Linked DNA regions of Homo sapiens: region 2 is linked to region 1. The links are chromatin loops, found by intact Hi-C in ENCODE. Cell type or tissue: PC-3. All regions are shown on one strand.

Evidence for each region. A loop is a pair of places that touch in the nucleus more often than their neighbours do. Peaks named below come from ENCODE experiments on the same cell type or tissue, not always from the same donor. Only the 100,000 strongest peaks of a DNase experiment are listed, where the experiment ranks them.
Region 2: it touches region 1 in a loop (2.0-fold over the local background); 1 of 110 quality-filtered maps calls a loop at or near these places.

The regions. Positions count from the first base shown.
Region 1 is chr13:72,060,642-72,064,641 of GRCh38, forward strand. No RefSeq gene overlaps it. Among named protein-coding and RNA genes, the nearest start is that of DACH1, 200 kb to the left of the region's middle. RefSeq lists an enhancer at 1,908-2,449. In PC-3, no CTCF peak of the experiment used is centred here; a DNase peak (open chromatin) is centred at 2,150.
Region 2 is chr13:72,178,364-72,182,363 of GRCh38, forward strand. No RefSeq gene overlaps it. Among named protein-coding and RNA genes, the nearest start is that of DACH1, 310 kb to the left of the region's middle. In PC-3, a CTCF peak has its summit at 2,298 (motif pointing left); a DNase peak (open chromatin) is centred at 2,438; H3K27ac peaks cover 1,336 bases.

The DNA.
Region 1 (4,000 bases):
ATGAACCAATCAAAAATAATAATTACAACAAATTTTCAAGACATAGGCAGTATAATAAGATATAAACGGAAGCAACAAAAAGTTAAAAATCAAAAGTTAAAATATTGAGTTTTATTTGTTAGTTTGTTTATTCAATTAGTGTGAAGTTGTCCTCAGTTTAAAGTAATGGGTTATAAGATATTTGCAAGCCTCATGGAACATACAATGGATACACAAAAAATAAAAACAAGATATTAAAACATAAAACACCAGAGAAAATCACATTCATTAAAATGAAAACAGGAAGGAAAGAAGGAAGAGAAAAATCACAAAATGACCAGAAAACATATAACATAATGGGAGAAATATGTCCTTACTCATCAATAATAACATTGAAGGTTAATGGAGTGAACTGTCTTATCAAAAGACATAGATTGGGCCAGGCGCGGTGGCTCACGCCTGTAATCCCAGCACTTTGGGAGGCCAAGGCGGGCAGATCACAAGGTCAGGAGATCAAGACCATCCTGGCTAACACGGTGAAACCCCATCTCTACTAAAAATACAAAAAAATTAGCCAGGTGTGGTGGTGGGGGCCTGTAGTCCCAGCTATTCAGGAGGCTGAGGCAGGAGAATGGTGTGAACCTGGGAGGCAGAGCTTGCAGTGAGCCGAGATCGCACCACTGCACTCTAGCCTGGCCGACAGAGCAAGACTCCATCTCAAAAAAAAAAAAAAAAAAAAAAAAAACCCCAAAAAAACAAAGAAAGACATAGATTGGCTGAATGCATAACAAACTAAAACCCAATGATGCTACCTACAGTAAACATACTTCACCTAAAAAAACAAAAATGCATATAGTTTGAAAATAAAGGGATGGAAAAAGATAGTCCAGGCCAATGGAAACCAAAAAAAAAAAAAAAAAAAAAAAAAAAAAAAAAAAAAAAGTAGCAGGAGTAGCTATACTTATATCAGGCAAATTGGATTTCAAGACAAAAACTATAAGAAAAGACAAAGAATGCCATTATATAATGGTAAAGGGCCAATTCAGCAAGAGGATGTAACAATTGTAAATCTGAATGCATTCAATATTGGAACACCCAGATATATAAAGCAAATGTTGTTAGAACTAAAGAGAGAGATAGACCCCAGTACAATTATAGCTGGATACTTCAACACCCCACTTTCAGCACTGGACAGATCTTCCAGACAGAAAATCAACGAAAAAAGTCAGACTTAATCTGCACTATAGATCAAACGGATCTAAAGATATTTACAGAATATTTCATCCAAGGCCCATAGAGTACACATTCTCCTCAGCATATGGATCATTCTCAAGGATATACCATATGTTAGGTCACAAAGTAAGTCTTTAAACATTCAAAGAAAATTGAAATAATATAAAGCATCTTCTCTGACCACAGTAGTATAAAATGACTAATAAATAACAAGAGGAATTTGGAAACTGTAAAAACATATGGAACTTAAATAACATGTGGGCATTTGCTGGCAAGATGGCCAAATAAGAGCAGCTCTGGTCTGCAGCTCCCAGCAAGATCCATGCAGAAGGCGAGTGATTTCTGCATTTCCAACTGAGGTACCCAGTTCATCTTACTGGGACTGGTTGGACAGTGGGTGAAGCCCACGGAAGGTGAGCCGAAGCAGGGTGGGGCATCACATCACCTGCAAAGCACAAGGTTTTGGGGAATTCTCTCCCCTACCCAAGGGAAGCCGTGAGGGACTGTGCCATGAGGAATGGTGCACTCTGGCCCAGATACTGCTCTTTTCCTATGATCTTTGCAACCTGCAGACCAGGAGATTCCCTCCGGTGCCTATGCCACCAGGGCCCTGGATTTCAAGCCAAAAACTGGGCAGCTGTTTGGGCAGAGACTGAGATAGCTGCAGGAGTTTTTTTTCTTCCATACCTCAGTGGCACCTGGAATGCCCATGAGACAGAACCATTCACTCCCCTGGAAAGGGGCCTGAAGCCAGGGAGCCAAGTGGTCTGGCGTGGTGGGTCCCACCCCAAGGAGCCCAGCAAGTTAAGATCCACTAGCTTGAAATTGTCGCTGCCAGCACAGCAGTCTGAGGTCGACCTGGGATGCCTGAGCATGGTCGGGGAAGGGCGTTTCCTATTGTTGAGGCTTGAGTAAGCTGTTTTACCCTCACAATGTAAACAAAGCTGGCAGGAAGTTCAAACTGGGTGGAGCCCTCCACAGCTCAGCAAGGCCATTGTGGTCAGACAATGGGCACAGCTTCAGCAGACTTAAATGTCCCTGCCTGACAGCTCTGAAGAGAGCAGTGGATCTCCCAGCACACCGTTCGAGCTCTGCTAAGGGTCAGACTGCCTCCTCAAGTGGGTCCCTAACCCCCGTGTATCCTGACTGGGAGACGCCTCCCAGTAGGGGCCAACAAACACCTCATGCAGTAGAGCTCTGGCTGGCATTCTGGGACAAAGGTTCCAGAGGAAGTAACAGACAGCAATATTTGCTGTTCTTCAGCCTCCACTGGTGATACAGGGACAAACAGGGTCCACGGTGGACGTCCAGCAAATGCCAGCAGACCTGCATCAGAGGGGCCTGACTGTTAGAAGGAAAACTAACAAACAGAAAGGGATAGCATCAACATTAACAAAAAGGATGTCCACCCAGAGACCCCATCCAAAGGTCACCAACATCAAAGACCAAAGGCAGATAAATCCATGAAGATGGGAAGAAACCAGTGCAAAGAGGCTGAAAATTCCAAAAACCAGAATGCATCTTCTCCTCCAAAGGATCACAATTCCTCGCCAGCAAGAGAACAAACCTGGATGGAGAATGAGTTTGATGAATTGACAGAAGTAGGCTTCAGAAGGTGGGTAATAACAAACTCCTCTGAGCCATAATGCAAGGAAGCTAAGAACTTTGAATAAAGGTTAGACAAATTGTTAACTAGAATAACAGCATAGAGAAGAACATAAATGACCTGATGGAGCTGAAAAACACAGCATGAGAATGTCATGAAGCATACGCAAGTATCAATAGCCAAATCAATCAAGCAGAAGAAAGGATATCAGAGATTGAAGATCAATGTAATGAAAGAAAGTGTGAAGACAAGATTAGAGAAAAAAGAATAAAAAGAAATGAACAAAGCCTCCAAGAAATATGGGAGAATGTGAAAAGACCAAACCTACATTTGATTGGTGTACCTGAAAGTGACAGGGATAATGGAACAAAGTTGGAAAACACTCTTCAGGATATTATCCAGGAGATCTTCCTCAACCTTTCAAGACAGGCCAACATTCAAATTCAGGAAATACAGAGAATACCACAAAGATACTCCTCAAGAAGAGCAGCCCCAAGACACATAATCATCAGATTCACCAATGTTGAAATGAAGGAAAAAATGTTAAGGGCAGCCAGAGAAAGTTGGGTTACCCACAAAGGGAAGCCCATCAGACTAACAGTGGATCTCTCTGCAGAAACCTTACAAGCCAGAAGAGAGTGGGGGCCAATATTCAACATTCTTAAAGAAAATAATTTTCAACCCAGAATTTCATGTCCAGCCAAACTAAGTTTCATAAGCAAAGGAGAAATAAAATCCTTTTACAGACAAGCAAATGCTGAGAGATTTTGTCACCACCAGGCCTGCCCTACAAGGCTCCTGAAAGAAGCACTAAACATGGAAAGGAACAACCAGTACCAGCCACTGCAAAAAAACATACCAAATTGTAAAGACCATTGACACTATGAAGAAACTGCATCAATTAATGGGCAAAATAACCAGCTAGCATCATAATGACAGGATCGAATTCACACATAACAATATTAGCCTTAAATGTAAATTAGCCTAATGACCCAGTTGAAAGACACAGACTGGCAAATTAAATAGAGTGAAGCTCCATTGGTGTGCTGTATTCAGGAGACCAATCTCACGTGCAAAGACACACATAGGCTCAAAATAAAGGGATGAAGGAAATTTACCAAGCAAATGGAAAGCAAAGAAAAGAAAAAAGCAGGGGTTGCAATCTTACTCTCTGATAAAACA
Region 2 (4,000 bases), 120 kb after region 1:
AAAGCCTTGTTTTCTGTGAATGATTTTATAAGTAATTTTATTTATAATGAAATCAATGCTAACTATCCACAACTTCATGTCTTCATTTATTCCTACAAAATTAAACATTTTCCTAAATGAAAATATTAGCATGCCAGTCTTTGTGGTTTCTGGGTATGGGATAGAGCTGTAACATGGCACATACCACTTTGGAGCAGAGAGTTCCCTTATCCATCAGAGGGAAGTAAAATTCTGGTGCTGGGCCAGGCACTGTGGCTCACGCCTGTAATCCCAGAACTTTGGGAGGCTGAGGCGGGCAGATCACAAGGTCAAGGTATCAAGACTATCCTGGCCAACATGGTGAAATCCCATCTCTACTAAAAATACAAAAATTAGCTGGGCATGGTGGCGCGTACCTGTAGTCCCAGCTACTTGGAAGGCTGAAGCAGGAGAATCTCTTGAACCCGGGACATGGAGGTTGCAACGAGCCGAGATTGTGCCACTGTACTCCAGCCTGGCGACAGAGCGAGACTCTGTCTCAAAAAAAAAAAAAAAAAAAATGCTGGTGCTGGTGCATTGGACAAGGGCTCTAGGTTAGAAAAGAAAATTCTGTCTTTCTGTCTTTTGGATCCTGCTGTTCCTTACTTGGCCCTTTTTGTCTAAAAAGGATAAAAATAAACATTTTTCAGTTTATCCCATCTGCCAAAAGCAAAGGTGACCACTCCACTCTCCTGTTCTAAGATTAAAAATATTCAATATATTGAGGATATAGGTTTTATGCAAAGGAAACATTAGTGTGTTTCAGACAGGTGTTCTCTCTAGTTATCTTCAGTTGTTCTGCCTCTCTTACAGCCTTGTTTCTCAAAGTGCGGTCCTTGAACCAGCTGCATTAGCATCACATAGGAACCTAATGGAAATACAGAATTTCAGGTCTCATCTCAGACCTAGTGAATCTGAGTCTGCATTTCAGCAAGAACCCAGATGACGTGCATGCACATTACAGTTTGAGAAGCACTGTCCTAGGACATACTTTTGGAGGCTCGATTGGGTAAAAAGCCCCTGGACCCAGCTAGACTGAAGTGTGATTGATTTGTTGGTCATGTGACATCAGATGGCTATCCCTGACCAGAAGTGTTCCAAGGAATCTTTTAGGTGTTTAGTGACAAAAAGTTTATTCCACTCAATGGATTTTTAAAACAATTACTGGATGACTCTCCCTTATAAAAAAGAGAGAGGAAAATGAAGTCCATTATTGATTTGGAGTTATTACAGAATATCACGTGCAAGCAAGGGAAGGCAGAGATGTCTGGCATACTTCTCTGTTGGGTGGGCACCATTGGAGGGGTAAAGGAGTAGAATTTACAGAAACATGGAAAGGCAAGTTTTTACTTTTGTAAATATTTGCCAACTAGGAAGTCAGAGAAGCCTGGAGGAGGCATGTGTGGGATGGATATTTTCATCGGTCTGGAGAATTATGCTGTGTTTGTTTTGTGATGTTTTCAAAATAATCTGCTGTATTATGGTAATGGAATTCTATGTGCATTAAGCTGTTGAGAAGCTTTATATAAAATATTTATATTTTATCAGCTCTTGAACAAAACTTTATTCTCTCCTGTAGGGCTATTGTCTGTTGCACACCTTTTGCCTATTATCAGTCACAAAGTATCAGTACTGAATTATTCTGTCAAGTGTGAATCTAGGAACTTTACACCTGCCAGTTCAAACTGATTTTCAACATTGTGTAAAAATGCCAAAGATTGGCTTGTCAGTCTCTGTTTGTGACAAGAGTCCTGTTCATGTTGCTCAATGGTTTGCAGAGGTTTTCTTTGAAGAATTATTTTTATATGGTTCAGTACATCACAATATCCCAGACAATAATTATCCTACATGCTAGGTAAAAATAGAGCAAATAGATTGAAAGGGCTTCTTTAGTTGGTAATTATATGTGAATGTGTTGGGAAAAAAGTTATCATCTCACTTTTGTCTGATTTATTCAAGCCCCAGTTGTAAATAAATGCAATTTTTGTACCTATGTAAAACTGCAGCATTTGTGACTGGGTAATGTAACTATACTTTAATAATGGAGTGGCTCCTCTTGTTATGGCAACGGAACGGATATAAAGTCATGCTAACAGGTGAATAAAGATCTGTGGCAGAAGTAGTCAAACTTCTTTCCCAAGCTCAGGAAAGCCCTCTTAAAATTAAAATGAAGCTTTTGGAGATTTGTGGTAAATTGCTGCCTCTTTCTTTGGATACATTCTTCCTTCTTATTTTGAACAAGGGTCAACAACACCTGGAGGTAGTAACTAATCTCTCCGGTCGATGACCTCTGCTGGCAGGCCTGAGCCAAAAACCTGGTTTCCTGATAGGTCTGGAACCAGCCTCAAGGTTCATTGTTCATTTCTTGCTCAAGCAATGCCAGAAGCATTAGGCTCCAGTTTCAGGCAATAATAATAGTAGCTAACACGTTGTGAGTGCTTCTTGTGTCCACTGACTCGTGTAATCGGCTCATAACAAACCTATGTGTCATGCACTGTTCTCAGCACTGCACAAACATTAGCTTATTCAATTTTTATAATAAAATTATGTCCATTTTACTGATGAGGAGACACGTACAGAGAGTTAACAAACTTGCCCCAGGTCACACAACAGTAACAACAAAGCCAGGATACAACCCCAGGCAACCTGGCTTCCTAACTGTATTAGGCACTACACAGAGTAATGCTAAAGCTTCAGTTCCTGCCCCGCACCACACATTGTATCTCATTTAATCTTCACAGTAACCAAATGAAATAGGTTGTATTAATAATAATCCTCTCCTATGGTTTGCATAGTGTTCCCTCCGAAACTCATGTTGAAATTTAATTGCCAATGTAATAGCATTGGGAGGTGGGGCCTTTAAGAGATGATTAGGCTACGAGGTCTCTGCCTACATGGGTGGTTTAATGCCAGGCTGAGTTCATTTCTTGGTTCCTCTACTTACTTGCTGTGTAACCTTGAGTAAGTTTTATAAACCTCTCTGGACCTCAGTTTCTCTATATTTAAAATGGAAATCATGTCATTAACTATGTCATAGGGTTGCAGCAAATGTGAAGTAAGTACCTGGTACATCGTAAGCACTGAATGGCAGCAGTAGGATGTCAATATTTTATTATGAAGACCAAAATAGTTTTCACAGCTGTTCTAAAATCGGACTTAACTAAGAAAATAAATTTGAAGTAGAAAATTACCACATGCATGAAATCTTTTTAGTTTATAAGTGCTTTAAACTGCAATAGGAGTAATGATGACCAACAAAATTAATTTGTATATCAGGCTACAGAGGTCACAAAAATTCTTTACATATATCATCACGTTAGAGAGTTATAATAACAGATTGGTATATATGGAATTATTGAGGTTAAGTGCTAGGATTGAAACCACACAGATTGTAAGTGGAAAATGCACTGCGAGTTTCTGAATACCAAACCTAGTGCTTTCCACTTCATTACTCTGGTGGTAAACAAATCTTTTAAAGCTTAACATGTGCAGGATTTGAGCAGTCTTTGAAAGATGTAACTTGTCTCCATAAGTACCCTCAACAATTCTGCTTTGACTCACAGGTTGTGTTCTTTCTTGTGTTTTTGAATAAAAAGCTGTTACTGATGCTTAAGTCATAGGGAGCTTATGATGCTAGATTTCTGGGGGCCATTGTTACAAAGTCACTCAGGGTGGGCCAAAGAGTTGATTGGTTCAGGAAGCCTGGGAGTGAGGCAAGGACTGACTCTGTCAGGACTCACCATAGTTCAGAAAAATATTACAAAGATTATAATCTAATATTGTTCTTTTGCTGGAATATTATTGAACCTCATGTCAAACTGGAGGGTTACAATACAACTTCAGGGTTATTGACAAGAAAAGTCCAAGAAACTGTACAGTTAAGAGGAAGCTAAGTAGATACAGTGACTAAATGTCAGGTGGTATTCTGCATGGAATCCTGGAACAGAAAAAAAGGAGATTAGGAAAAAACTAGTGAAATTCT